Linked DNA regions of Homo sapiens: regions 1, 3 and 4 are each linked to region 2. A link is a contact called in ENCODE Hi-C data. All regions are on one chromosome and are shown on one strand. Each heading gives the region's core, a stretch centred on a gene start or an enhancer-like site at or near the end of the contact. The rest is flanking DNA. Distances are from core to core; before and after follow the strand shown.

The links. A loop is a pair of places that touch in the nucleus more often than their neighbours do. Pooled maps may share reads with other maps.
Region 1: a map of CD4-positive, alpha-beta T cell shows a loop between it and region 2 (13-fold over the local background). The contact joins the promoter of NPHP3-ACAD11 here to the promoter of TMCC1 in region 2. A Hi-C loop is called at or near these places in 4 of 168 maps with a recorded cell type or tissue (CD4-positive, alpha-beta T cell, CD4-positive, alpha-beta memory T cell, CD8-positive, alpha-beta T cell and 1 more), 1 of 37 single-sample maps with no recorded cell type and 12 of 50 pooled maps.
Region 3: a map of CD4-positive, alpha-beta T cell shows a loop between it and region 2 (6-fold over the local background). The contact joins the promoter of TPRA1 here to the promoter of TMCC1 in region 2. A Hi-C loop is called at or near these places in 2 of 168 maps with a recorded cell type or tissue (CD4-positive, alpha-beta T cell and naive thymus-derived CD4-positive, alpha-beta T cell), 1 of 37 single-sample maps with no recorded cell type and 8 of 50 pooled maps.
Region 4: a loop to region 2 is called in a map of CD8-positive, alpha-beta T cell, with 25 times the contacts of the local background. The contact joins the promoter of PLXNA1 here to the promoter of TMCC1 in region 2. A Hi-C loop is called at or near these places in 3 of 168 maps with a recorded cell type or tissue (CD8-positive, alpha-beta T cell and naive thymus-derived CD4-positive, alpha-beta T cell) and 9 of 50 pooled maps.

Annotation. Positions count from the first base shown.
Region 1 is chr3:132,720,444-132,728,054 of GRCh38, forward strand. It overlaps NPHP3-ACAD11 (NPHP3-ACAD11 readthrough (NMD candidate)), which reads right to left and starts at 2,016. Exons shown (of 45, transcript NR_037804.1): 1 at 1,520-2,016. NPHP3 (nephrocystin 3) reads right to left here and starts at 1,966. Exons shown (of 27, transcript NM_153240.5): 1 at 1,520-1,966. The coding sequence starts at 1,912. It overlaps NPHP3-AS1 (NPHP3 antisense RNA 1), which reads left to right and starts at 1,307. Exons shown (of 11, transcript NR_002811.2): 1 at 1,307-1,936; 2 at 7,050-7,139. RefSeq lists silencers at 1,623-1,872, 1,973-2,482 and an enhancer at 2,723-2,912.
Region 2 is chr3:129,889,516-129,896,460 of GRCh38, forward strand. It overlaps TMCC1 (transmembrane and coiled-coil domain family 1), which reads right to left and starts at 4,196. Exons shown (of 7, transcript NM_001017395.5): 1 at 3,979-4,196. TMCC1-DT (TMCC1 divergent transcript) reads left to right here and starts at 4,356. Exons shown (of 3, transcript NR_037893.1): 1 at 4,356-4,412. RefSeq lists enhancers at 2,778-3,570, 3,571-4,362 and a silencer at 3,724-4,453.
Region 3 is chr3:127,589,142-127,596,437 of GRCh38, forward strand. It overlaps TPRA1 (transmembrane protein adipocyte associated 1), which reads right to left and starts at 1,592. Exons shown (of 11, transcript NM_001136053.4): 1 at 1,269-1,592. RefSeq lists enhancers at 1-534, 535-1,211 and silencers at 945-1,414, 1,915-2,244.
Region 4 is chr3:126,981,261-126,988,680 of GRCh38, forward strand. PLXNA1 (plexin A1) reads left to right here and starts at 1,855. Exons shown (of 32, transcript NM_032242.4): 1 at 1,855-2,027; 2 at 7,261-7,420. The coding sequence starts at 7,334. RefSeq lists enhancers at 611-660, 921-1,250 and silencers at 1,301-1,520, 1,621-1,850, 2,866-2,945.

The sequences.
Region 1 (7,611 bases), core at 766-3,265, 2.8 Mb after region 2:
ACCTCACAGTTGTTTCCAACGTGCGGTGTCTGTTGGGCAGTGGCTTGGATACATTGAATCAGATATTTGAAATGCACTAGTCCATTTTATACATGCAAGTGCATTAAGGTTGCCCAGTAGGAAAACTGATAAGACAACAGATAAACTGCTACACGGACTTCTTCCCAGACAACGACAATAATTACACAACAGCTAATGAGGGAGTTTAAAAACAAAAACAACAACAACAACAACAACAAAACCTGACTAGAAGAATGTCTAGTCTTGAAGACAGGAGGCTTTTTTTCTTTTAGAAAAATCAGTCTGAGGTATTTATTTCACCCCGACTGTAACGACTCCGGGAACTCTTAGGCTGCCTATAAGTCTCTCCCACAGTAAAGAGTACACAAACGACACAACAACGACCAGAGGGGCCCCAAACTGAGGGCAAAAAGTTTTAGAGATTCGTTCACAGAAAAGCAACCTCTTGCTTTATACTATTTTTTTTTTTTTGATACGGAGTCTCGCTCTGTCACCCAAGCTGGAGTGCAATGGTGCAATCTCGGCTCACTGCAACCTCCGCCTCCCGGGTTCAAGCAATTCTCTTGCCTCAGCCTCCTGAGTAGCTGGGATTACAGGCGCGTGCCACCATGCCCGGCTAATTTTTGTATTTTTAGTAGAGACGGGGTTTCACCATGTTGGCCAGGCTGATCTCGAACTCCTGACCTCAGGTGATCCGTCCGCCTAGGCCTCGAAAAGTGTTGGGATTACAGGCGTGAGCCACCACGCCCGGCTGCTTTACATACTATTTTATTGAATTATAATGGACCTGCTACATGGAGGGCATGCAATAATTGCTTTTAGCGTAAATTAATCAAATGGACTAGGGAAATTTGACTACATCTAGAGAAGGTTTTCAACCATGGTGAGATCAGGAGGCTTCCAGAAATTTTCATGTCAAGACCATTAAAATGCAAGAGCGATGAAACTTTACAAAGAAACCGACACTTGAGCCCCACTTTGGAGACCCACTTAAAATTTTTATGGTGGGGAGGGGGGTGAAACTCCTAGGAAGAGTTTGCTGAGTTGCTTCAACAGATGTCACCAGCCTTCTGAGGGGGTGGGCGCGGGGGCGGCAGTGGAGCTGGAGATTGGCATTTGCCTCCTCAGGACACTTTCCGGCTAATTTCTTCTAGGTGCCTCAATGAATAAACCAGAAATAGAAAAGCGGGGACCAGGCGCGGTGGCTCACTCCTGTAATCCCAGAACTTTAGGAGGCCGAGGCGGGAGGATCATTGAGCCCAGGAGTTCCAGGTTGCAGTGAGCCGCGATCGTGCCACCGCAGCGAGACCCTGTCTCCAAAAAAAGAGACAGAAAAAGGGGAGGGTTAAGGAATCATTTCAGACTCGAAGAGAATATGGCCTCTCAAATTAAAATGGGCAGTTTCCGCCGAACTTTCAAAGCCGCTTGGTTTGGAGAGGGAGCAGGACGGCCGTGCTTCCCAAGGGTCTCCCGGCGTCGCGGCCCAGCCCGGCGTTACCTGCAGTTCGGCCCGCAGCCGCTTGTTCTCCGTGTCCAGCTTGGCCTCGCGGCGGCCCATGGACAACAACTCCTGGTTCTTGCTGACGCGAAAGATCTCGTACTCCTTCCTGAGCCGCTCGTACTCGGCCGCCGCGTACTCCAGCTCTGGCACCGACGAGCCAGTGGACTTGAAGCTGGCCCCCAGCAGCCCGCCCGCGCCCACCCCGCGGGGCAGCGACCCGGGCCCGGCCCCTGCTGCCGCCCCCGCGCCTCGGCGGAACGAGTTGCGCAGCAGGCGGGCCTTGGGCTTCACCTCCACCGGGATCTCGCAGGCCTCGCCGCCGCCCGCCCCGTACGTGTCCTCGATCACTTCCCCGCCCGCGGGGCTCACGAGCGACGAGGCGGTCCCCATGGCGTCCGTTGCCGCTACTACCTAGTGAGTACCAGCAGGACTGGGCAGCGGAACGGAACGGGACGGGGTGGGGCAGAGGAACGGAACGGGACGGGGCGGGGCAGAGGAACGGAACGGGACGGGGCGGGCCAGCGGGATGGAGCGGGGCCGGAGAGCAGGACTGGGCGGAGCAGCGGGACGGGGCGGAGCAGCGGAACGGGGCGAGGCGGGGGAGCGGGATGGGGCGGGGAAACAGGAGGGGCGGGGCAGCAGAACTGGGCGGGGCGGGGGTGCAGGACGGGGCGGGGGAGCAGGACGGGGCGGGGCAGCGGAACGGGGCGGGGCGGGGCCGGAGAGCCGGACGAGGCGAGGCAGCGGAACGGGGCGGGGAGGGAGAGCGGAAGGGGGTGGGGCAACTGGAGGGGCGGGGCAGCGGAACGGGACGGGGCAGCGGAACTGGGGGGATGGGCGAGGGGGACGGGGCGGGGCAGCAGGGCTAGGCGGGACAACAAGAGGGGCCGGGCAAGTGGGGCGGGGCATGTGGGCGGGGCAGGGCAAACGGGGGTGGGTCGAGAAAGCACACAGGGCCAGGCGGGCTAGCAAGAAGGGCGGGGCTAGCAGGAAGGATGGGGGGAGTGGCGACTGTGCAGGACCAGCAGTGGACCGGACGCTGGTGGAGGGGTGCTCCGAACGCTGGTGGAGTGGTGCTCCGACATAGGGCTTCTCTCCGTTGTCTCCGCCCGGCTCGAGGCTCCCTGGCGGGCGTGCCTCACAGGGAGCACAGGCCTGGGTCCCAGCTGCTCTACAAACGCTGCAGCTATTTCTTTCGCTGCCGCCGTGCCTGACCGGAAACTCCTTTCTGGAAGCAGTTGGGAAATCTGAAAAATTTATGGAGTGCCTGCTATGTGCTTCCCGCGATATCTCTCTCTCAGTATGCATGTAGATAGAATGACCAGCAAGGAATAATGCCAGCAAAGAAAGAGCTTTTAGATTTTACAGTCTGAAACCACCAGGGACAATCCTTAGACAAGGTTAAGTTTTTTAACTCATTGCGGCATGGGACATTGGAGACCGCACACCAGTCTCTCCTTCATTCCCTCCATCAAAGTGGCTAGTCATCTCTTCTCTTACCCTTTAGATTTTCTTCAGGAAGTAGTCATACTAGGCCTTTGCATTCTTCAAAATCCAGAGTGTATATACTAATTTCTTCAGGTGGTCTCCTGAGATAAAGGGAAATATTTCCACCATCACAGTACCTTAAGAACTTTCTACCTTTTCAAATCCGTTCTGATTTCTAACTTCAAATTTTTGAATTCTCCATGTGGATCAGGGGTTTAAGGATCATCCACTAGGTTTCTGACTAAACCCTTTGAACATTTTTGCATCTTAGTACCTCCTTTGGAATGGGCCTCAGCTGAACACTTCCATAACTATGCTTGAGTAAGAAGATAAAATAGCCATCACCCATTCTCTCCAACAAATAACCAAACTCACTATGCTAACTTCCTACAGCTTGGGGAGTACATTCAGATTCTACAGTCTGGAACTGAGTGCTCTGAAGCATGCATCTCTCCTTTCCCCACGTCATTTCTATCCAGTGACATGCCTCTAATCCACATTTCTCCACCCTACTTGCGTACTGATCTTAGATTACTATTGGTCAATGCCAAAGTGACCAAATTTCTTAATCCTAAAAAATGACATTATTTCTTCCTGGCTAACACGGTGAAACCCCGTCTCTACTAAAAATACAAAAAAATTAGCCAGGCGTGGTGGCAGGCGCCTGTAGTCCCAGCTACTCGGGAGGCTGAGGCAGCAGAATGGCGTGAACCTGGGAGGCGAAGCTTGCAGCCGAGATGGCGCCACTGCACTCCAGCCTGGGCGACAGAGCGAGACTACGTCTTTAAAAAAAAAAAAAAGACATTATTTCTAACCTCATAACCTGTTTTTCTTCATGCTGAATTTAACCCACGTACTTCAGTCTGCATTTTGAAAGAATAACTTTTAATACAGAAATATAGTGAGAATAAAATATTTGGCAGGTGGCTTATAACTTACTAAAGATGGCCACATTTTTTTTTAATAGTCCTCCCATAGAAAAGACAGCTAAGACAGCTACACAATTTGTGGGACCCAGTGAAAAATGAATATGTAATGCCCCTTATTCAAAAATTATAAATATTTTCAAGATGGCTACAGCAGAGCATTAAGCCAAGTATGGGGCCCTTTTGAGTTTTGGGCCCTGCGTTACTGCACATGGGGTTGCATGGCCATGAAGCAAGCCTGTATATGACTCCTCACTTTGAACCTGAGTGAACTCTGACCGCTTGGACCAGTGGAATGTGGCAGAAATGACACTGTGCCAGTTTCCAAGCCCAGGTCTTGAGAGAATGGCGACTTCCACTTCTTGTGTCTTGGAACACTCGGGAGTGTTGAGCCACCATGTAAAGACTTACTAACCTGAGACTGCCCAAATTAAGAGGTCATATGTAGGCATTCCAGGTGACAGTCTCAGCTGGGCCCAGCTTTCCAACCAGAGTACCAAGACATGTAAAATGAAGCCATCTTGGACTCTTCAGACTAGTGCATTCACTACTTAGAAATTAAGTGACTTCTGTATACACTACAGGGGAGAAAATCACCCAGCCAACCTCTGCCCACATTTCTGGCCCACAAAATCATGAGATATAATAAAATTACTGTTGGTTTGAGCCATTACATTTTGGTAATTTGTCTTTTCACCTGGAATAAGAAAAAATGTCTCTACATTTGATCGGGCAGCCTATAAATTGATAAACAATGCTACTGTCTTTTTTTTTTTTTTGAGACGGAGTCTCGCTCTCTCGCCCAGGCTGGAGTGCAGTGGCACGATCTCGGCTCCCTGCAACTTCTGCCTCCTGGGTTCAAGCGATTCTTCTGCCTCAGCCTCCCGAGTAGCTGGGATTACAGGCGTGCACCACCACCCCCGGCTAATTTTTTTGTATTTTTAGTAGAGACGGGGTTTCACCATCTTGGCCAGGCTGGTCTTGAACTCCTCACCTCATGATCCACCCACCTTGGCCTCCCAAAGTCCTGGATTAGAGGCCTGAGCCACCGCACCCGGCCTGCCATTTTTTTTTAAATGGGATTGGTAGAATAAATATCATTTGGGTAGAGTAGTGTGTATTTGGTCTTCAGACTATGAATCTCACAATCACTTGGGACATTTGGTAAAAATTTGGGGACCTTGACAATTTTGCATGTTTAGTTACTTCCCAGGTGATGCTTATGTACTTTAGGATCTCAGAACACTGAGACTGCATAAAAATTGTGGCTAGGGATGATCTAATTCCTCGCTACTCAAAGCATGGTCCTCAGGCAGTAGCATCAACATCACCCTGAAGCTTGTTAATCAGATTCTCACATGCTATCACTGACCTCCTGAATCACAATTTGCAGATTAAAAAGATCTCCCAGGTGATGTGAATATAGATTAAAATTTGAGAAGCACTACTGTAGAAAAATGGTTCTTAACCTTGGCTGCACATTACCATCACCTGGAGAACTTAAAAAAATAAAGACTGCTGCCTGGGCCTCACCCTAGACCAATTAGATCAGAATTTCCAGGAGTTGAGGTCTGAACATCATTAATTTTTTAAAGCTCCCCAGCGGATTTTAATCAGTAGTCAAGGTTAAAAACCAATGGTTTCACCTCGGCCATCTCATTATTGCCAACATGTGTGTGATCCCCATTGGTAACCATCTCAGTATCTGTTTACATGTATACAGATTCCTCTGTGACCTTTCTTCGCAGTTCATCATAGTGAAGGCAAATGTAATTTTGACTATATCGATAGTATTGTGCTTCAACTTTAGAGATAGACATGGCATCACAAATGGTCATAATGTCCTGATAAAATTTATCACTTTGGAATAAATGACCTGTATAATTGGAAATGCTTCATTGAGTAACAGTCTTTGAAGACAAAGGAACTCTGCAAAAGGAAGGGATTCTAGCTCTCACCAAAATTGCCAACCTTCTCCCAGGCTGTTTAGTCCTGCTCAGTTCTACCAAGTGAACTCTGACTTCTAAAGTCTCCTACTACAAAGTCTGTAAGTATGACCCTAATTTTAGGAACTAATTAACAATAGGGGAAAACTGTGATCAAGCAGCTGTGATTTAACATTTCTACCATTAGGGGTCAGTGTAACTCAGGAAAAAAATAATTTGGCTGTATGTATTAAAAAGGATCACCTTGTGAAGACGACAGTCTGGGTGTTGCCTTCATTAACAGTCATCTACACTGCCTTACTTAGTTCCCATCACAAGTAATAACATGACTCTGGAAATTATTATGAAACAGACAAGAGTAGGATCAGCAAGCTTTTTCTATAAAGGACCAAATAGTAAATATTTCAGTCTTTAGTCTCTGTCACATTACTCAATTCTACCATTATAGCACAAAAGCAGCCCCACACCATACACAAACAAATGGCGTGTCTGCATTCCAGTAAAACTTTATTTTAAAAAACTGGTGACTGGTTGAATTTAGCTCACAGGTTTGCTGACCCCTGAACTGGAGGAGTGGTTCTCAAACCTGGATAATTACCTGGGGAGCTTGTTAAAAATGTAGAGCCATGGACCCCACATCAAGTCCACCGAATCCAAATGTTTTTAAGTAGAGCTCACATATCTGAATTTTTTAAAGTTATCTTTTGATTTAGAAGCAAATACTAATTTAGGAACCATTAGGACAAAATAAAGTTAACTTTACCTCTTAGGAAACCGTAAAGTCCACCTTGTTACAATGTTTTTAGTATCTGAATAACTATCCATGGTATAAAAGATATAAATGTGAAGCTTAGGCTTAGATAATCTCTATAACTACTCTGAAAGTACATCAATGAAAGGCTCATTCCTCTGTAAATGTTTGTATTAAGGCCCTAGTGTTCAGATTATTTTGGCCAGAGAACAACCCAGCCTGTCCTAACAGACAGAGGGGCATACTGAATTAAATTGAACAAGGAAGGAGAAGACATTGATGAAAACAGTAAAGGAGAAGGAAAAGCGATAAGAGAAATGCTGGAGTGCTGTGTAGTATCTCCTAAAAAAATGTCCCAAATGTTCAATAAGTTTACAAATTCTGAAAAACTTGCTGTGACCTATTTTTTTTTTCAGGAATTGGTGAAGAAGAGGAGTTTAGTGCCAAGGTGGGTGCAAGAGTGAAACAAAGGCAACACATCCACATGCACTGGACAGGGAAATGGGGTAAGAATATTTTAAATATGGGGTATCCATTCTTTTATGAAGTATGTGTTCTAACGATAGTGTTTCCCTGGGCTGTTTCCCCTTGGGCTAATCAAATATATGGATATATAGAAGGCCATGCTTTAAGAAGAGCTGCAATGGGTTTTGTTAAGAATACCATAGCCAATATGTTTACCTGTGGTCCTGTATAAAGCATACTGCACATTTGGGATATTTGTTTAACAAATAAAGGGGTTCTATTTCTCCATAACAGCCTCTAGGATGAAAGAAGCCATTTATTTCTTATTTGCTGAGAAATGTCCCTTTGTTTCTCAAATTCAAGGCTATTCTCCGACCTCTCTCCGCCTCTGCCTCATGTTCATCTGTGAAGTTGAATATAATCTTAAATTCTTCTATGGAGCCATCTATCCCAAACCTAGTAACCAGCACCCACTTCAGGTTGTCATTAGTGACTATTATTTTTTCTTACACT
Region 2 (6,945 bases), core at 2,946-5,445:
ATGATCACAGGGATGTAAGACGTTAATAATATGGGAAACAGTGTAGGATAGGCAGGAACTCTGCAGTATCTTTGCAATGTTTCTGTAAATCTAAATTTTAAAGTCTATTTTTAAAAATTATAACAAATTTATGATCAACGGCATCCCTGGAATTTTACTCAGTGCATCTAGGACACAAAAGATACTTAAAATATGGTCTTTGCCTTCAAGAAGCTTGTTGTCGCAGAGTGAAGACAAATGCTCATGAAACTAGTATAAAATACAAAAATAAGAAAAAATTAAATTGAAGAGTAAAGATAAAACTATATTAAGAATATAAAGAAGGTCTAGAATTATCAGGAAAGATTTGGTCAAGGAGATAAAACTTGAATTTGTACCTTAAAATATACTTCAGAGTAGCAAAGTTAAAAAAAAAAAAAAAGAATAAACTAAGCTCACAACAACCAGAAGGGTGAAGAAATAAGAAAAAGCTAACAGAAATTAAAATGGCTGGGGCATGGTGGCTCATGCTTATAAACCCAGCACTTTTGGAGGCCAAGGCAAGGGGGATCACTTGAGGCCAGGAGTTTGCCTAGGCAACATATGAGACCCCATCTCTCTCCATAATATCTTTAAAAAAAAGAAAAATAAAAACATTCAGCTCTGAAAAGTGAAGACTTAAATAGGAGACATAATAGCAGTGCTCAAACACTTTAAGGGTCATGTGGCAGAACTAACAGAGTTACACCTATACCCATTTAACTTACAAGCCAACCTCTGGCAAAATGTGACCAATGCTCAAGGACAAAGAGAGTGACAGCTGTTCAGTGGAGCCACAACAGGAAATGCCAATATGGATAGACAGGAAGCAGGTGGCTAAGTTCTCTACAACTTTTCAAAGGACAGTATGTATGTGAGCCCAAAGAAGTAAAAATCAGATTCTAATTCTGCAAATGTTTACTGACTATCTTAAGTGCCGGGCTCTTTCAAATACATTATCTTGTTTAATATTCGCAACACATCTATGAGCATGTATTAATGTAATAGAGGCTTAACATAAAAATAGAATTAAACCCTGCATGGAAACAGGAACATGTCAAAATTCTATACCATCCCCCACTCTCTGATAGGGACTCCAGAGCAGTTTTAAAAAGCCAAACAGTCTGAAGGCCCAGATACCTATATAACAATTTATTTCCTCTTGCTCTTTCCCTCAGTCAAGCTCTGTGGCTCTCAGCCTTTCATATTCGTAAGAATTTTATACAACTATACATACAAAAACATGCAGACCATACTTTTTGAGCAATTTATGGAATTTTCCAGAAGAGTTTTCATCTTACATGATTTTTGCCTCATGCACTAACTTGAGGACCTAACCCTGGGATGAGGTGCAACTCCACTGCAGTCTTACTCCATGGGTACTGTAAGGCAGGATCAGGAAGAGGAAACGGAAAGGTACCATCCTATTACATGAAGAACAACATTCTAACAAAGACATAAAATGTATTTACATAAAATGTAAGAATGACATGTTATGTGGGGAAGTTCAACACTGGAAAACAAGAGCAGCTCATCTGCACCTGCAGACCTTTGCACTCACTGTTTCATTTACCAGGAAAGCGCTACCATTTTTCAGGTCACAACTCAAATACCTTCTCCTTAATGAGGCCTCCTCTCACTAAGTAACCCTCCACCCACCTTTCAGTCATTCACTTGTCACATCAGCTTGTTTTATTTTCTTCATAATTCATATTAGGGGTCAGCAAACATTTTCTATAAAAGGCCAGACTATAATCTATAGGCCAAATCCACCTTGCCCCGTTTTATATGGCTAAGAATGGTTTTACATTTTTAAATGGCTAGGGGAAAATATTTTTAAAAACTCATTAATATTCTGTGACATGTGAAAATTTTATGAAATTCAAATTTCAGTGTCCCAAGTTTAACTGGAATATAAACATATTTGTTCACGTACTGTCTGTGGCTGCTTTTGTACTAAAACAGAATTGAGTAGTTGCAAAAGAGATCATATGGCCCAAAAACCCTGGTATGTACTGTACTTCCTGGTCCTTTACCAAAAAAAGCTTACTAACCACTGATTTATATCATTATCTGAAATGATCCTATTTGCTTGTTTGTTGTATATTCCTCATTCCCATACATACAGAATAAAGCTTAATTAGGGAAGAGGCCTTGTCTGTTTTGTCCCAACAATGTAGCCCAGTACTTAGAAAACATCCTGGAACAAAGTAAGGGCTCAATAAACATTTGATGAATTAATGAATGATCCATAAATGCCACTCTGAGGAGCTTAAACCTAAGCCCTGAGCCATTATATGTTCTGCACATTTATGAGAGGCATAAGCAGTCTTGCAGAAAAGGGGAAATATTCTACTATCAAGAAGGCCCAGTTTAAAGTAATGGTGGTTGGTCACCAACTAGTCTAGGGCACTGGGGTTCTTCATCAAATTGTAGACTACAGGTCTTTTGTGCTCATAAAAGAGTCCTTCTGCAAGGTGTCCCAACACTGTCAGCGGTCTGTGCTTCTGTTTATCTTAAGATGCAAATGCTCTGAGAAATCTCATTCTTATACACAGTACACAGCACCTACACCATACCAAATCTTAATCAATGCTCATAATTATAACAGTTCTACATCACATGCTAATGAATTTTTAACGTCTAAAATTTTCCTATGCTGCTGATCAGCAATCTATAAGCAGCTCAAAACTCTTCAGAAATTAAAAGGTTACCACCCACAGACCAGAAGCAGCTTTTTAATCTTTCTACACTAGCCAGAGAGTGGGTGATTGCAAAAAAATACAAGCCAACTCTGTTGGTAGAGGACAGGGTTATTAAGTTAAAATCCCATCTATAAGCATCGTTTTGTCACATGACACTAGTAAAACTACCACCTACTCACAATTTGAGTTTCAATCTCCTAATATACAGAGAAAAAAATGTATCTACCTCCTGGAACAAATCAAAGTTTTGTTTTATTTTAAAGCAGCTATCTGATATTTATGCCCTGGATTTTTTTTTTTTAAGAACAGAATAAGCTAATTTAGGAATTCACACCTTTCGTAGAGATGCTTATGGTACAGGTACCTCTGACGGCTAGGCTCTACCAACACTAACGTGTAACGTGTCACAAAAGCCAACGGGCGTTGCGGGGGCCGGGGGTAGCCAACAGCTCAAGTGGGCTGCTTCACTCCGTGGCAGATTCACCTGGGGATTCCTCACCAAGAATGTTGTTAAGGGACGAACCAAACCAACCACAAATGATACCCCTTTACCGAGGCTGAAAAAGCAGAGATTCGCAAGCTATAAACGAATCTCTGGCCCTTTAGGGAAGGTGCAACTCGCTGCACCTCTTTCCCCTATCCTACAGGGGTTAACAGGGGGCATCCTGAGGCCGAGACCAAGCCCAGCCAGCTCCTCCTCACATCCCACCTCCCACTACATATTCTCCCCAGTACGCCGGGCTCCCTCCTCCCCTCGAAAGACAGTTCAAAATCAAAACAATAGGTGCAAAACTGGTTTCAGGTGGAAATGGCTGAGTCCTGGTGGCTAACTTCTGGGACGCCATGGCGATCGAGGGCTCCTAAAACCCCAGATTCCGACGGGAACCGGCTCCTAAACAGTCCCTCGGGCCTCGGCCCGACTTCTCACACGCCCCTCCCTCACCTCGGCCCTGGGATGCTGGGAAGGGAACGAGGCGAGGGGCTGGAGGGGAACCCCAGGTCAAAATGACAGCGGAATGAGCCGGGAAAGGAAAGAGGCCCCGTGGGATGCTGGGGGTCGAGTCCTAGGCCCGGGGCTTCAACCTCGAACGGGGGCGACGGCAGGTCCCAGCCCCGACAGGCCGCGAGCGGGAGGCCAGGCCCGCGTCCGCTGCGCCGCCAGGCCACGCTCCCTCACGACTGTCCCCACCCACCGCGGAGGGCCGTGAGGGGGCCGCGACCGCCGCCAGCGTCCGGGGCGGGGGCGCTCACTCACCGGCGGGGAGGGGAGGAGCAGCCGGCGTCTCCGCCAGCGCCGTCGCTCGAGCTCAAGCGCCTGCTCCTTCCACTGCGGCCGCCGCACCCGGTCCATCCCCCACAACCACCCCCCCCTCCCGACCCTCCCCCCGCGCCGCCTCAGCCGCCGCCGCCTCAGTCACCGCCACCGCCGCCGCCGCCTCAGCCCCGGCGCGGGAGGGCGAACCGGCGCGAGAGAGCGAGCGCGCGCGCGCCCCCGCCACAGCCGCCACCGCCCACAACCTCCGCCCCCGGCCGGCGGCGCACGCGCAAGGGAGCGGGCGGACGGGCGCGCGCACGCCGCAGGGGCGGGGATGGGCCCTGGAAGGCGTGGCCCCTCCCCTAGCCCGCCTTCCCACGCGGTCTCTGGGCTGGTTGAGCTGCGCCGCTGCAGGTAGTGCTGAGTTGCTCCAGGTAAGCTCCTCCTCTCAAAAAGCTCTAGGAACCGAGCCACCCTCGCCCTAGGAGCAACGCCCCTGAGTAATATGGGGTTTCGTCGGATTTCTGCCCGCCGCTCTGGATCACACGTTTGTTCTCCCTATTTGAGTCGCAAGGCCTTCCTTCATTCCACCTAGCAGGCTGCTTGGAAAAGGGCAGAGACTCATTACTTTGCACCAGGTATTACCACTGAAGGGATTGTAAGCAGCCACCAGCCCATCCCTTTATAATTCCCATTTTCCTAATTTATTTTATTTTTATTACTTATGTAATGAGGCTTCTTCCGTGTTCAAGGAGCTGGGAGTACCATATGGGGTCAACGGAGTCCCTGGTCTCATGAAGTTTGAGATCTGGTGGAGAAGGAAAACATTCATGGGAGAATCAGACAAAATTAAGTTTTCAATTAGTAAAAATCTTCTGAGAGGTATATGGTACTAAGAGAATCTTTATGGGGGAATTGATTTAGTTGAGGATGAAGAGGGTAGAATCTGAGGAATTGAGTTGGGAGGAGTTAGTTGCTCCAAGGGGTGAGGTCTTGGCATGGCCAGAATGGGGAGCGCTAAAGAATATTGAATGTGGAGTAGACTGCGAGTGTGGGAAGAGGTAGGCGAGAACAGGTGAGGATTGGGGACCTATTTATTTATTTATTTATTGAGACAGAGTCTCACTCTGTCACCCAGGTCACCCAGGCTGGAGTGCAATGGCTCGATCTCAGCTCACTGCAACCTCCGCCTCCTGGGTTCAAGCGATTCTCCTGTCTCAGCCTCCGGAGTAGCTGGACTACCAGCGCACGCCAGCGCACCTGGCTAATTTTTGTATTTTTAGTAGAGATGGGGTTTCGCCATCTTGGCCAGGCTGGTCTGGAACTCCTGACCTTGTGATCTGCCCGCCTCGGCCTCCCAAAGTGCTGGGATTGCAGGCATGAGCCACCACACCCGGCCGGATTTGGGACTTTAATCTGAGTGCTTGGTAGAAGCTATTCAGGTTTTTTTCAGCAGGGTTGCAGGGGAAATAACTTGATCATTATGTCTGTTTTTTGTTTTTGAGAGGCAGACTGGAGTGCAGTGGCGCGATCTCGGCTCCCTGCAATCTCTGCCTCCCGGGTTCAAGTGATTTTCCTGCCTCAGCCTCCCTAGTACCTGGGACTACAGGTGCACGCCACTGCACCCAGCTAATTTTTTTAGTATTTTTAGTAGAAACGGGGTTTCACCATGTTGGCCAGGATGGTCTGAATCTCCTGACTTCATGATCCACCCACCTCGGCCTCCCAAAGTGCTGGGATTACAGGTGTGAGCCACCTTGCCCCCAGCCCATTATGTCTGTTTTTAAGTTACTTAGATAGCAACGTGAAGAGTGGTCTGATGGGAGTCTCAAAGCTGGGGCCGGGAAGCCAGTTAGGAGGCCACTGGCCACATAGTCAAGGCAAAGTAGGAGGGTAGTGACAGAGAAGAGTGCTAATGTAGTGGTAAAATGGACAGGACTTGGCAATAAATTGAATGAGGAGTGAAGGAGAAGGAGGTGGCAAGGTTTACTTAGATTTGAGGTTGGTGGAGGATGCATTTATAGATTTCAGAAGCACTGAAGGAGCCACCTGAGGTAACTCAAAATGGATGATAAACCTAAATTTAAAAGCTAAACCTATAAAAGAAAATTTTAGAAGAAAACATAGAAAAAGTATTTGTGACCTTGGGATAGGCAAAGACTTCTTAGGACACAAAAAATATGAACCATAAAAAGTGATTCATGGCCTGGCTCACACCTGTAATCCCAGCACTTTGGGAGGCCAAGGCAGGCAGATCACTTGAGCTCAGGAGTTCAAGACCAGCCTGGGCAACATGGCAAAATGCTATCTCTACAAAAAATACAAAAGTTAGCTGGGCTTGTTGGCACGTACCTGCAGTCTCAGCTAACTTGTGGGGCTGAGGAAGGAGGATCACTTGAACCTGGGAGGCGGAGGTTGCAGTGAGCTGAGATGGCGCCACTGCACTCCAGCCTGAGTGACAGGGTGAGACCCTGTCTCAAAAAAAAAAAAAAAAAAAAGAAAGCAATTGATAAGTTGAACTCTATCAAAATTAAAAACTGGTACTCTTTGAGAGACAACATTAAGAAAATGAAAAGGCAAGCCACAGGTGGAGAGTTTGCAATAGAAAGCATTAGACAAAAGTCTTGTATCCAGAATACATAAAGAACTGTTATAAATGAGTAATAAGCCAGCCCAATAAACCAATGGGCAAAGGCTTTTTTTATATCTTGTAGATAGTTCACAAGATACAAAAATGGCCTATAAGCAATGAAGAGATTACCAACATCTTTAGTCAACTAGGGATTTTTCCATTTAAAACCACAACACTCTCATTAGGATAGCTAAAATTAAGACCGATGACCCAGCAATCACACTCCTACACATCTCCTTAACCATACTTGATCTCTAAAGGCTGACAATAACACACCAGGGACCCTGTAATCCCAGCACTTTGGGAGGCCAAGGCAAGAGGATCGCTTCAGCCCA
Region 3 (7,296 bases), core at 342-2,841, 2.3 Mb before region 2:
ATTCCAGGGGCCTCTGCCTCCCTCCCTCCCACCCAGTTGAGGGACAGGATGCTGGCTAGGCTCAGGTCATGGTCACGCAATGCAGGACCCGCTGAGAACGACTGGGTAAGGCCTTCTCTCTCCTCTCTGGGACTCAGCTTTCCCTGCTCTCTCATCTGTGCAACAGGATTGACCAAACCCCACCCACAGCTACCGGATAGGAAACCCTGGGGAGAGGGGCCCTCAGTGCTTCCCACACCGACGGGTTGTTGAGCTTACAAACCCTAGGGCCTAAGGGTGGTGAGAAGGGGTGGAGCCCAGGGGTGACAAGGTGGGGAAGGCTCCATAGGGCAGAGGCCAAGTAAGTTACTTTGCTCTCCCCTGTTGTCCTTCGGCCTTGGGGCTGGCAGGCGTGTGGTCCCTGTCCTAAGCCGGAGACCCCAGTAAGATGGGGAGGCCTGGGCCCAATCTGACCTGCACCTTGCCCTCCCTGCTTGCCTTCCACCTGCTGAGCTGGTCCGTTCCTCAGGGCCTTTGGGCTGGCTCTCCCCCAGCTCTCTCCTGACACCTCCTCTGAGAAGCCTTCCCTTCTCAGCTGTCTCCAGCGCCCGAGCCGCGTCTGGGTATTTACTACTCTCTATCCCGGGAGTGCTCAGGACTCGGTCCCCTAGAACAAGGCCTGGCACGACACGAGCCCTCAACAGGTTGTTATGACGGGAACAACTGAATCTCCAGCACCGCCAAGCCCCGCTGGGGACTGGACGACCCTGCGGCCCCTCCTCACTGCAGAGAAGAGGGCAAAGCCAGCCCCCACCTGCATTCCCCGAGTCCAGAGGGAGCGGAGGCTTCGACATGGCCCCCTCACGGGGCAGCAAAGCCCCGAACCGGCGGCAGGCTTGGCTCAGGAGCACCTCGGCCGCTGCGGGCAGCCACCGTGGGGCTGGAGCCCGTGCCGCCACCCCGCGCCGGACCGGGTCGCCGAGGTCCGGATCTCCACCCGCACTGCCTCCAGCCGGGGCCGAGCCCGACGCCGCTACGTGCGGCTCCCTCCCGGGCCTCGCGTGCCCCCGCGCCCCGAGCGACTCCCGACTGCCCGGCACCCCTCCCGTGGGTTCCCACATCCAGGGCCTTCCCTCCCAAACGCCGCCTTGGCCGTCCGAGCTGCGCCCGAGCGGAAATGGGCCGCTCGCGGAGCAAGGAGGGGAACGGCGGCTGGGCTTCCCGCCGGGGCGAGGGACGGGGCTCCCCCTCTAGCTGCGGCAGGAGACGGGGAGAAGGCCCCTCCTTACCTGACAGCCCGGGCCGCGCTCAGGACCGGCCGCCCCGGCCGCCCCGGCCGCCCATCCGCCGCCACTGGGTGTGCGCGGATCCAGCACAGGCCGCGGGACTCCGGCCTCCAGCGCCAGACCAGGCGGCCTGGGCCGGGAAGCGTCGCGCAAGGACCGGGCGCGACCGGCTCCGTGGAATGAGGGCTAGGCAGGAAAGGCGAGGCGGGGTCAGCTCGCCGGGCCGCGGGTCTCGCGGACACCCTGCAGCCCTTCCCGACAGCGGCGACCGGGAAAGCAAGACCGTCTTTTTCGTCCAGCCCAAATTGCGAAAACGGCCACAGTCCCACAAGTCCCAGAGTCCCAGAGTCCCTGTTATCACTCAGGCCCGCCCTCTAACCTCCAGCAGCCTATAGGAATAAGTCATCACTGGGGGAAAAAAAAAAAAAAGTGGGAGAGACCAATCAAATTCCCAAGAGGCGGAGCAGCCCGCTGACCTCTTAAAGAGACAGCACAGAGGAGGTGCAGAGACAAGACGCTGCTTCACGGAAGAGAGAGGCCTGCGTTTCTCACTCGGAAAGCGGGCGGAATCGAAGACTGGAAAGCTGAGGACGCGCCACCTCTCGCCCTACGCGCCTTCCAGCTGGCAGCAGTTGTCAGTGGACCAGCTGGCGGCAGCCGCGCTCCACCTCCCGGCCTGGGCCGCGGCCGGACCGTCGGGGCGGAGCCTCCGGGGACCGCCCCCTCGCGTGCGGGCGCTTCGGGCGCCCTGCAGGGGTGACCTGGGGTCAGCTTGGGGGAAGGCGTGTCGGGGACCCTCCCCGGCGCCACGCGCTCCAGCCGCGCCACGCCGCAGGGCCGCCGCCTCCCAGCGCCCTGCTCCACGCGGCGCCGCCATGCCTCGGGCACTCCTCTTAGCAACCCTGCTAGGCAGTCATTATAGTCACCTTTTACAGGGCCACCTGAGGCTTGGAGAGGTCAAATAACTTGACCAAAGCCGCGCAATGAGGAAGCGACACAGCCAGGACGCCTCTCCCCAACTCTAACTTCCACAGTTCTTCACGCCTGTTCCTCTGGAAAGCCCTCCCTGATTGCGCCTGTCTTATCCCCTGGCATCGATGCTGCATTCACCATACTCAAGCCATGCGGGTCTCTGTTTCTGTCCCTCGGCTGTTCCAAGCTTGTTCCTGCTCCTGGCTCTACACCTGTTCCCCCGCAGAGCTGGCTCCTTGCCACATCATGTCCTCTAGAGGGTTTTGTGGACACCCTCGCTGGAGCGGCTGTCCAGTCTCATTTCCTTCCGAGCATCTTAATTCTCACCTGATTGTTTTCATTTACCTGCCTCCCCGTCCAGTCTCCCCACCCTATTATAGAATTCCAGCGTCATGAGGATGGAGCCAAGAGAGCCAAGCTGCAGGATGTCCCCTGCAGCATCCTGAGGCTGACTCAGAGCCTCGTGCAGATTGTAGGCACTCAGTTATTACAGGCACCCCAAGACTCACACCTTGCGACAGCACCGCTGGGCTGGAATGAGATTGGGTCCCATTCTTCTCCTTGCTCCTGTCCTAAAAACACAGGGAGATTGGGGAAGAAACCACCTTGTGATCCTCTGGGACTTTCCCAGCCTGGACCACACCCAAATGTGCATACCTAAGTTTAGGCTTCTATATTCGCCAGAGAGGCTGGGCAATGCCGGCCTGCGTAATCACGAATGACCACAGCCACAATGAGCCGTGGGGAATCCAGTGGCTCCTCAAGTTCCTCCCAGAAAGTTATACACATCACTCTCACGCACATTCAATTGGCCACCGCTTCTAGCCTCCAGAGGGCAGGAAACTGCCACCCTACCATGTGCCAGGAAGTAGAAGTCATGGGACATGTGTGACCAGGCCTAATAACTACCCTCTGTAAGGTTCTTGTATCGGTTCGAACCCTGCGAGCGCGCCGACACACAACACGAGGCGGTGTGGAGCAACATGCTGTTTTTTTTTTTTTTTTTTTTTTTTTTTTTGAGACGGAGTCTCGCTCTGTCGCCCAGGTCGGACTGCGGACTGCAGTGGCGCAATCTCGGCTCACTGCAAGCTCCGCTTCCCGGGTTCACGCCATTCTCCTGCCTCAGCCTCCCGAGTAGCTGGGACTACAGGCGCCCGCCACCGCGCCCGGCTAATTTTTTGTATTTTTAGTAGAGACGGGGTTTCACCTTGTTAGCCAGGATGGTCTCGATCTCCTGACCTCATGATCCACCCGCCTCGGCCTCCCAAAGTGCTGGGATTACAGGCGTGAGCCACCGCGCCCGGCCGCAACATGCTGTTTTAATGAGCGCCTGGGTGCAGGTGGGCTGAGGCCTAAAATGGCATCAGCCCCAAGTGAGGACGCGGCAAAGGTTTTATAGTCTCCTGTAAACAGGAAGTGTCCTAGTCTGACGTAACTGCTACGTTGTACCCGGATGGACTCTTTCTCGATCTTCACGGGTACATGTCTTCCCACCACGGTAGGTGTCTTCCAGCCAGCTCTTGTCCTGCTTCTGCTATCTTGCTGGCACAAGTAGCCTTGCACCTTGGAACTGGGCCTGAGAAGGGAGGAGTTATTCATCTTAAGCTTTCAGGCCCCAGGAAGAATCTTAAACCCTCTATTTTTATTTTTCTGCCTTTTGAGACTTGGAGAATTCTGCATTTTCTTCTCTTGAGTTTTGAACCCCATATCTAAGTTTCTGTGGGATTTTGTTGTATTTGTGAAATAACCAAAGGTATCTGCCTTTGAGAGCTGAGGCAGTGGCTAATTCACTGCAGTATCCACTACACACAGGACAGAGCGTGGCATCTGCAACATTAAATGAATAGTAGCTTAATAAACAGATCTGACTCTCAGGTTCTTCATCACCCTACAGCAGGCTCAGGGGTGGCCACGGCTGACAGTAGGAGATGCTGCTACAGAACTGGGCTCCCTGATAGCCATGGGGATGACAGCAATCCCCAGATAACAGACGCCAGATGGTAGTGCTTAGGCGTGAGAAGCAAAGTGGGTGCAACTGTCATAGGACCATCAAGATCAAGCTCAATATATCACTGGGATAGACATCCTGTGTAGTAAACAAAATGCCTGCACTGGTTCCTTGGTCTATGGGGTGAGAGTGATGGTAGTAAAAGTCAAGTGAAAGCCTCTGAGACCCCACTATCACCACCACCCACCCCGGCCAAGAGAGCAAGCACATAAACAACATCACACACCAGAGAAAATGGCGGAGACTGGTGCCACCCTTGAAGACCAAAGACGTGTGGAGGGTATCCCCCACCATGTACCTATTTAATTCATCAGTCTGACCTTATAAAAATAAACAGAGTGGCAATGGACTATTGCAGATTCAGCCAAGTGGTAGCCCTGACCACAGGTGCTGTGCAGGTGCATTGCTAGCACAGACAGATCAGCACGGCCCCCGCTTCTCAGGGGCCATCTGATCACCACACTTTTTCATCCCTATCAGGGACCATTTGCACTCATAGGAACGGCCAACAATACACACATATGGTCTTGCCCCAGGCCAATGATACCTTTCCCATCCTTTGTCATCACAGTCTGAAGGAGACTGGGCCATCTGAACGTCTTGCAGAACACTGCACTGGTTCATGGTGTCAATGACAATGTGCTAATCAGGATGGATGAGCAGGAGGTGACAAGTACATGGAAAACTTGATGAGACATATGTGCTCCAGCGGGCAGAAGATTAAACCCTATGAAGAATTAGGGGCTTGCCACATCAGTGAGGTTTGTAGGGGTCTGGTGGTGTGGGGCACACCAGAACATCCCCCTGCACACTCCATCACAGAAGAGCAAGCACAATGCTTAGAGGCCTCTTTGGGTTCTGGAGGTAGCAGATTCCACACCTGGGAGTGCTGCTCTGACCCACATATCTCTGGGTCACATGACATCAAAGGCTGTCCCTCAGGCTATGGGACCCACAGACCCCATGATACTAGAGGCATACATGGTGGGAAGATATGCTGTGTGAAGCTTACAGCAAGCTCTGGTGGGAAAAACCACAAAGTAGACCCCCTAGGGTTCTGGAGCAAGACCAGGTCATCTATAGTAGAGAACTAGACACCATTCACAAAGCAGCTCTGCCAGGCTACTGGACCCTGGTAGAGATGACTAGGGGACATCAAGTGACCATGAGGCCAGAGCTGCCCCTCATGAACTGGGTTCTGTCAGGCCCTCTAATATGTAAATTCAGGTGGGTGGGCCTAGCAGCAATCCACTGAGACTGTAAGCAATCCGTTGTACATCCACATCACCTACCACTGCCACAGCAGCTCCTCTGCCTCAGTTCACAACTACGCCAATGGGCAGTTCTTACGGAGGAAAAAGGCTGCGCTTGATCACAGCTGAGCTGGCTCAATACATGGGTCAGATGTAGTACCTGGATGTGCAGCGGTCGCATGGAGCCCTTGAGGATGAAAGCCACAGGCTACAGATGGTGGAACCAGAATGGGGAGGAGACTTGTCCTCGGCGATGTCCTGAAGCAGCTGCCCCAGCGCTGGATGCCTACTGACCTGGGAAGAGCAAACCCCAAGGTGATGTGTCCTGGAGCAAGTCCAGCATGACTGTTGGCTGGGGTCCCAGCTCCTCACTCCCCAAGCCTGTCCCAGGCTGCCTGAGTGTCCTCAAGACATGGATGCTGCCTTCTCTCAGAGTGAGCAAAGCTGCAGTCTTTTTGTAACTGAATCTCCAAAGTAACATCCAACCACATCTGTCCTATGCTGTTGGGAGGAGATCACACAAGGGTGTGAATACCAGAAGGCAAGGGCCATCAGGGCCATAATAGAGGCTGCCTACTCACCCCACCCACCTTTCTGTCTCTCCTACCCTGCCCCCAACCAGTGTTTAAACATGTCCAAGAACCTCTCATCTGAGAAAAAGCCATATCCCACTCCAGTGCCTGTCCCAGCTCTCACAGTCCATTCCACACCTGGGAATGCCTCTCTGACCCATACATCTTTGGGTGACATAAAAGCACTCCAGCCTCCAACTAGTAACTCACATTCACCCTTCTCACTTCCCTGCATCCTACCTGTCAACACACTTCAATGTAGTGTCTGACTCCAGACACACCGGCCAGCCCAGATCTGCTATCGCCAGGGCCACTAACAGCTCCTAGTCCTTATCAGATGACCTCTGGGCAGCCAGCTGACCCCATCCACCATCTTGACTGCTCTCTTCAGTGGCCTTTGGGAGGGCTCCTGATAATCCCCAGCCCTGCTAGGATCTCCTCTCCTTCAGTGTGGGCCGGACCTCAGGACTCACTTCTCGCTAAGAGAATATGGCAAAAGTAAAGGAATATCACTTCCAAGACATGGCATCTGTCTTGTATGGCCTCTCTCTCTTGTTCGCTTGCTCTGAAAGAAACCAGCTGCCAGGTTGTAAGCTGCTCTGTAGAGAGGCCCCCACCCAAGAGCCAGTGGGAAACTAAGTCTTCAGTCCAACAGCCTATGAGGACCTGAATCCTATCATGTGAAGAAGCTTGGAAGGGGATCCTCCTGAAGATGAGCCTTCAGAGGAGACAGCAGCCCTGGCCAATACCTTGCCTGCAGCCTTGAAAGACCTTGAAGAAGAGGCACCCAGTGGCATCGTGTCCAGATCCCTGATCCACAGACACCGAGACAGTGGGTGCTAATTGCTTCAAGGTGCTAAATCCCAGGATAATTTTTTTTTTTTTGAGATAGAGTTTCGCTCTTTTTGCCCAGGCTGGAGTGCAATGGCACAATTTCGGCTCACCGCAACCTCCACCTCCAGTGTTCAAGTGATTCTCCTGCCTCAGCCTCCTGAGTAGTTGGGATTACAGGCATGCGCCACTACGCCTGGCTAATTTTGGATTTTTAATAGAGACAGGGTTTCTCCATGTTGGTCAGGCTGGTCTTGAACTCCTGACCTCAGGTGATCCACCTGCCTCAGCCTCCCAAAGTGCTGGGATTACAGGTGTGAGCCACCATGCCTGGCCATCCCAGGATAATTTTTTATGCAGCAATAGATAACACAAGCCCATGCAGAGTCTCTTCA
Region 4 (7,420 bases), core at 605-3,104, 2.9 Mb before region 2:
TCATGCCTTTAATCACAACACTTTGAGAGGCTGTGGTGGGAGCATCACTTGAACCCAGGAGTTTGAGACCAGCTTGGGTAACATAGAGACCTCATCTCTTGAAAAAAAAAAATTAGCCAGGCATGGTGGTGCCCATCTGTAGTCCCAGCTACTCAGGAGGCTGAGGCAGGAGGATGGTTTGAGCCTAGGAGCTTGAGGTTACAGTGAGCTCTGATTGCACCACAACATCCCAGCTTGGGTGACAGAGCGAGACCCTGTCTGTCTCTAAAAAAAAAAAGCAGACAAGCAAAACCACCTAGTTGAAAAACCAGTTCATGCCACTAGATTTGCAAAACTAAAGAGTGCCAAATATTGGTGAGGATGTGGGACAGCCAGACCCTTCCACACTCCTGCTAAGCTGCTGGGAGTGTAAACTGGGGCTGTCACTTGGGAAGACGGTTTTGCTGTATCTCCTGAAGCTAGACAAATCCTACCCCGTGACCCTGCAGACCGTCCCTGGATCTAAAGGTGCCCACCGAGAGGCACACACAGGATGCTCATCACAGCTTTGCTCATCATGGCTCCAGATAGGCGACAATCCCATGTCCATCGGCAGGAGAATGGGCGAGCAGGAGCCCAACAAAACAGGCTGCGAAGACGATGCCTGCGAGCAGCTGCCCTGTGCCCTCACCACACAGAGCAGACAGAGCAAACAGCACAGGCTGAGTGACCCCGTTTCTGTAATGCCCAGAACAAGCCACCCAAAACAGCGTCCCATTCTGGGGTGCAAATATAAGAGGTCACACCCAAAGAAAAGCACTTAAAGATGAACACAAAAATGAGGGTTGTGGCTGCTCCTGGGGAGGGAGGAGCGGGGTGAGACGCGGAGGGACACCTGGGCCCGGTATGAGTCCATTCCCTTTCCCTGTTAACCATGTGAACTGTAGAGAGTTCCTCTTCTGTAGGGGTGACGTGATTCACACAGCAAAAACCGCACCCCTCAGGCTACAGATGGGGGCCAAGTCCCCAGCCGGGACTCAGCCCTCCCACGACGGGGTTTTCCTGGCCCATCTGCTCTGTTATCGATGCTCCTGTTGCCGGCTTCCCCTTCCTTGGCCTGGTTGCGTCCACCGGGAGGCCCTCCCGGATGCCTCCTGCCTGGGAGTGGCGGTTGTGAGTACAGTAACTGAGTGCTGGGTGTCTGCCCCTCAGCCTTGCCATGCAGGCTGGGGGTATTGCCTGGACAGCTCTGGCCCGTCACCCTGGATTCTGCAGCCCCACACCTCACACCGTGTAGATCCGCTGCCCCACGCTACAGCCGGAGTTCGCGTCTCGCCACGCCTCTGCCGCGGGACTTTCCTCCCTGGGCTGCGTCCCCAGCCGGGAATGCGCCACCAGCCTGGGGCCTGCAGGGGGCGCCCGGGCTCCCCGCGCAGGTGCCCGCCCATCTGACAGAGCGGAACGCGCGAGGCCGAGAGCTGGGAACACCCGGCCCCGCAAGGTCTGGGAACTGCGATTGCCTCCTTCAGCCTCAGTTTCCCCCCCCGTGAAAGGAGGCCATGCTCCTAGCCTGGGCACACTGAGCCAGGCCCTGTTCCTGGGGTCGCGGGCTAGCCCGCTCGAGAGCGGGGGGCTCCCGGAACTGCCCGCGCGGCCCCGGCGCCCAGAGAGTTGAGGCGGGCAGCCGTATCGCCCTTTGAAGACGCGCGGTGGGCCCCTGCAGGCGCGCGGCGCGGGGCAGAGCGCCCTCTGGAGGCCGCCGCCGGCCCCGCCCCCGCCCCGCCCCCGGGCTCTGGGCGGCGCATGCGCGCGGCGCGGGGCTCCGCGGGCGGCGAGAGCGAGGCCGGTCCGCAGCCGCGCGGCGCTCGGCGCCCCATTCATGCTGGGCATCGGCTGCGCGGCCACGCAGCGGAGCCCGGGCGCGGCGGCGGCCTCGGCCTGGGCGGCCTACGCGGCTTCGGCGGCCCCGCGGCGGGGCGGACGGCGGCGGCGGCGCGGGCGGCTGGGCGCGGCGATGGCCGGCGGCGGGGCGCGCCCCGGGGCGGCGGGTGAGTCGGGGCGCAACTTTCCCCGCGGCGCGGGACGGTGGGCGGGGGCCGGGCCGGGCTGGGGTCCGGGGCCGGGCGGCCCGTGGGTGGGCGCGGGGCGGCCTCCGGCGGCGGCCCTCTCGTGAGGCGGCAGGCAGGGGGTGTGCGCGGGGACTGCGGCGCGCGTGGGGACTGCGGCGCGCGTGTCCGCGGCCCGCGTGTCCCTGCGGCTCCGGCCCAGGCGTCCGCGTGTGTCCGGGCGCGGTCGCGGCGCCGACGCGGAGAGACCGCACCCCCGTGCGGCGGGGCTGGGACCGCGGCCCGGGATCCAGCGCCGCGGCCTCCCCCGCCCCCCGGCCGGGCCCGCCGAGCCCCGCGGCAGCTCCGGGGTGGCGGGGGGCGGGCGCTGCCCCTCCACGGAGGCTGGGGAGAAAGTTTGCGGCGGCCCCGCGGGGAGGCCCCTGCGGTGTCCAGGCCCGTCCCGGCCGCTGGACCTCGGCTCAGACCTCTGGCCGCGGGCGAGGACGGGGTGGCCAGGCCCGGATAGGGATCGGAGCCTCCCAGCAGGGCCGCGGGGGCCGGAGGAGGTCGTGCAGGCTAAGCCCCCGGCCGGCCCTGGGGCGCGGGGTGGAAGTTGGAGCGGCTTCCCGACCACAGCTGCCACCGCTCCCACTGGCCCGGAGTGCGGGGAGGTGGGCTCTGGGTGCCGCCCAGGAGGCCGCCCCGCTCGGGCCTCCTTGGCCTCCCCCTCTCGGGGCCTCTCCAGGGTCAGCCGCTTCTCCCGGAGGCTTCCGATTGCTTCCTGGATAGTCCCGGGCCTGATGTGCGGCGAAGCTGGAGGCAGCGGGCCGATCCCGGGCTGCCAGGGGAAGGGGGAGTGGGGACTCCAGGGAGGCCCCTCGGTCGGCGTGAGGTCCCAGGTGCAGCCCTGGAAAGGAGGGGAGGGGCTCCGAGGGGCGGCCCCGGGCGGCGATCTGCCCCAGGCTCCTGTGTGGGGTTCTGGGGCCACGCCCCTTGAAAGAAAGGGGTGTGTGTGCCGGGGAGGGGACGTGGTCGAGCCTCTGTCCCCTCAGCGCGGCTCCTGTGGCTCAGGCTGCTCCGTGCTGCCCCATCTCCTTTCACACGTAGCCGGTTTGGGGGTCGGTGCAGGGATGGGGCGCAGTTTCTGCTCCCCGGGCCCTTGAGGAGCTTGCCTCAGGTCCCCTCGATTTCCTGCGGCTTGGGGTGTGCGGCAGAGGCCAGGTGCTGCACCAGGGGCACCAAGATGCTGCCCGGCCCTTGAGGAGCACCCAGCCCCCTGCCAGAGGCAGGCATGTGAACCAGTGATTCGCTGCAGGGCCAGGCTTCCATTCCTGGGGGGTGCCAGTGGGGCCCAGGAAGGGCGTTTTGGGCAGAGGACAGCATGGGCGGAGGCCTGGGTTTGTGGCCTCAGTGTGTGCTCTGGGGGTGGGGGACACATGAGGTGCCTGTGGACAAAGCAGACAGCCCTTTGCTGGACTCCTGGCCCCCCAAGGTCGTTGCCTGCCTGTTTTGAGCCCCCAGGAAAGCCCCCGTGCACAGAGCAGCTTAGAGCAGCTGGCCGGGAGGAGCGGGTGCCCCAGGGGAAGGCCTGCAAAGGTAGGCACTTTTTCTCAGGAGCAGGACTCCAAGGCCTTCAGAGCCGGATCCCCTAGGACTGGTCGGGAGCAGAACCACTGGGACCACCTCCCATGACCCCCGTTGTGGGGGAGGCGGAGTGCCAGGAGCAGCTGTCTTCCCCCCCGGCTGCTGTTGTGAGCCACTGGGCAGGATGGCAGCCCCACACCCCAACCTGCCTGAGCCATAGCAGGATCTGGCGCAGGAGGACTTGGGGGGATTGGACTCTTCCTTGTGGGGAGGGCTTTGGGGGCCTTTGTTTCTCAGGGTGAGAAGGAGCTTTGGTGTCACTCAGGCCAGGAAAGGGAAGGGGACACTGTTGGCTTGGCGTTCCACCAGGCGGCGATCCCCTCCTGTCCAGGAGAGGAGCCCCTGGGCTGGGGCTCCTGCACGCAGACCGCGGGGTCTCTCTCCGCCTCTCTCTCCCTGGCTAGCCCCATCGGCATCCCAAGGCCAGTCTAGCCTCCCCTGCCCTGGCTCTGGCTCTGCCTCAGCCTAGAACAGCTCTGGCCATGCCGGAGAGCCACAGCCGTTCCTACTGCCCTCTGCACAGCCAGTGTTTCCCACCCCAGGCCTTTGCTCCTCCTGTTCTGCCCCCCACCCCCACCACGAATGCCCACCCTCCTGCACCAGCTCCCAGGCTACCTGGTCCTCTCTTGAGGCCTTTCCCCGGCCACAGTGGCCAGCTCTGCTCCTCGGTAGAGTGCAGCATCTGCCCATGCTCCCCTCCTAGCCCCGGCATGGGCCCCTGGCACCCTGGCACCTGGGCCCAGCTTTGGAATGAATGCATTTTTTCCTAGGCAGACCCAAGCCTATGAGAGTTGAGCCCTGCAGGCTGGCTGGCTGGTCCAGTCTCTGGAAGCTCGAAATTTGGGCCCTGCCCTGCTGGGACTAGTTGGGTGACCTTGAGTCTGAGCCCCAAGTCTTATACCCCTAAGGTGGAAGAAGTGGCCCAAGCATTGTCACTGGCCTTTATTAGATGCTGGGCATGAGGGACCCAGCCCTAGGCTCGGGGCTCCCCCTTTCTTGGCCGGCAACCCTGTGACCCCAGGCAAGTCCCTTCCCAGCAGACTTTGTTGGGGCAGTGGGGTGAGGGTGGAGTTTGGGGCGGTGGGCCCAAGACCAGGCTGGAGTTTGGATGGTGGCTTCTTAGCCTGGTCCCTCCTGTTGAATACAAAAAGTAGGGCCCATAATTGCATTAAGACGTGTATAATTATCCCAGAGGAGGGGAGAGCCCAGCCCCTGGTAATTGCAGGCCTGCTTTGAACTGATAAACGGTGAGTGATTCATGTTTTCTTTGGAGTTCACATGTGCTCAGCTCCCAGCCCCGGCCCCACTGCCACTGTGAGGAGCCTGTTTTCTGGCTCCCGGGTCTTCCTTGAGCTCTGAGGCGGGGGCGGGAGTGGGGACTCCTCCCCTGCTGTTCTTGGGGCGCTGTCCGGCAAAGGCAGCTGGCAGCCTGCTAGGAGCACCCTGCAGTTCCTGCTCTGGGATTCCAGCCAAAGCTCTTTGCTTCTGAGAGCCTCGGTTTCCCCACCTGAGCAGTGGGTGTGTGCTGTGCACACACTGGGCAGGGAGTGTGTGGGGAGTGAAACAGGAGTGAAGAAGCATGGGGGGCTGCCGCACCCAGACCTGGCTGGCCCTCCGCATACCCTTCATTCATTCGCTCACTCACGGGGATTTATTGAGTCTTCCTGGGTCCCTGGCTTGGCTTGGGGATGCAGTGGCAACCACCCAGAGCCAGGCCCTGCTCTCACAGGGCAGCCATTCTGGCCGGGAGAATGGGAGCAATAAGTAATAGAGACCCTTCACGAGTCCTGTGCTGCAGATGAGAACAGGGTGACTGAGCAGGGCGGGGAGTGGAGACAGGGGCACAGAGGCCTGGGGGAGGGGCAGGCAGCCCCACACTGCATGTGGGCACCAGGCACAGAGGCTGATGGGACTGTGCCCAGCTCCCTGGTAGACTTGGAGAAGGCATCCATCTTCAGGCCTCAGCTTCCCCATCTGTAAAATGGGGCCAGACCATACAAGGGGTGTCTGGGATGGTCTGTGCAAACTGGCTGGCTGAGGCTTGAACTCAAGACTCAGGACTCAGCCTTGCTGTAGCCGGCTCCAGCCAGGAGTGGGTGAGAGGCCCCAGCACATCAGGCACATCCAGGGCAGCAGGCCCTACTGACAACCAAGGGGGTGGCACTGCTGACTATGCCTTGTGGGCAGGTGTGCCCTTTCCTCTTTCATCCATGAGAAAAGAGCTTTCATGCCCCTTTTGCAAATGGGGAAACTGAGGCTAGGAAAAGGGAGTGTCCCCATCAGAGTCATCTGCCTACAGAGTAACAGGGTCTAGATTTAGCCCAGTGCTTGGCTGCCAGTTGCTAGGCAGGGTGTGGTGAGACTTTTCCAGAGGCAGTGGAGGCCAGGACAGGATATGGGGACTCCCGCCAGGATCTGGGCAGCGCTGACCTCGTGTGCAGGTCAGAAGAGTGGCCTTAGCCTCTGCATAGGGACCTGGCTGTAGGTGGTTGTGGGTGGAGGGAGCCGAGTACCCTGGCAATCCAGGAAGGAGGGGTGGGCATTTTGTGGAGTTTGGGGTGGAGTCAATGGACCTTGGTAGTGAGTGTGACCAGGAAGTGAGGGCCCGATGTGGAGCAAGGCAGGAGGGGGCCACACAGGTCTGGGTGGGTATGGGGTGCTGAGGCTGGGAAGGGGTCACTGTGGAGGGGTGGAGTGCAGGGAGCACCTGCCAGCCTTCCCTGTGGAGGAATTCCTCTTTCCTTGGAGTTGGGTGTGAGGCTGGGAGCAGGACTGGTGGCTTGGATAGAGTGCTGAGAGTCAGGGCTGGTGGGCCAGGGAGCCTGGGAAGGGGCCGTGTGGCGGGGCACCCGTCGGCTGGGGTGGGGATGTGGGTGGGACACATTGCCTGGCTTCTGGACTGCAGGTCTCAAGGTTTATCCAGCATGGGGCTTGGGGTCCCACCGAGAGCAGCCCAGGCTGCCACCTATCCACAGTGAGAACTGCTGCCTGTGTGGCCTGGGCCTCCATGTCCTCCGTGGTGCCTCTGCTGTGGGCTGTCAGGGCGTGTTCGGGGGAGAGGCAGGGCTGTGGAGGTGGGAGTGAGCACTAAAGCCCATCTATGTCAAGCTTCTGTAGGGGACGGTGGTGGAGTATGTCCCCACCAGCCTCAGGCAGGGAGCTGGTGCCCACCCTGGGAGTACAGAGCTGTGGGGAGGGTCCTGCTCCCCAGTGCATAGGGAGGCTCTGGGTGAAGGCTGCTCTCCAGGTTGGTGTCAGATGTTGGTGTCAGCTGGGGTCCCATTCCACACCTCAGGCCCTTGTCACCTGCCTTCCTGTTCCTGGCCTCCGCCAGTGATGGCAGGGCACAGGTGCCAACGGAGTGACCTCTTGCCAGGTGTCCTGGGGATACCTGGTGCACCCCACAGCTTATAGGGCCTCAGGCCAGGGAGGTGCCCAGTTTGCCCCTGGCTCCTCCTGGTGGGTCAGGTTCTGCCTCCTGGAGGTGCAGTGGGCACGCCCAGCACTGGAAGGGCTCACACTGGGAGATCATAATATCATGGGATGGGCCATGCCTGCATTCACATGCCCTCTTCTGCCCCTTCCCCAGGGCTGAAGCTCCTGGCACCATGATGCTCACCCCAGCAGGACCAGAGCACCGAGGCCCAAGGCCCCAGCCTGCCATGCCGCTGCCACCGCGGAGCCTGCAGGTGCTCCTGCTGCTGCTGCTGTTGCTGCTGCTGCTGCCGGGCATGTGGGCTGAGGCAGGC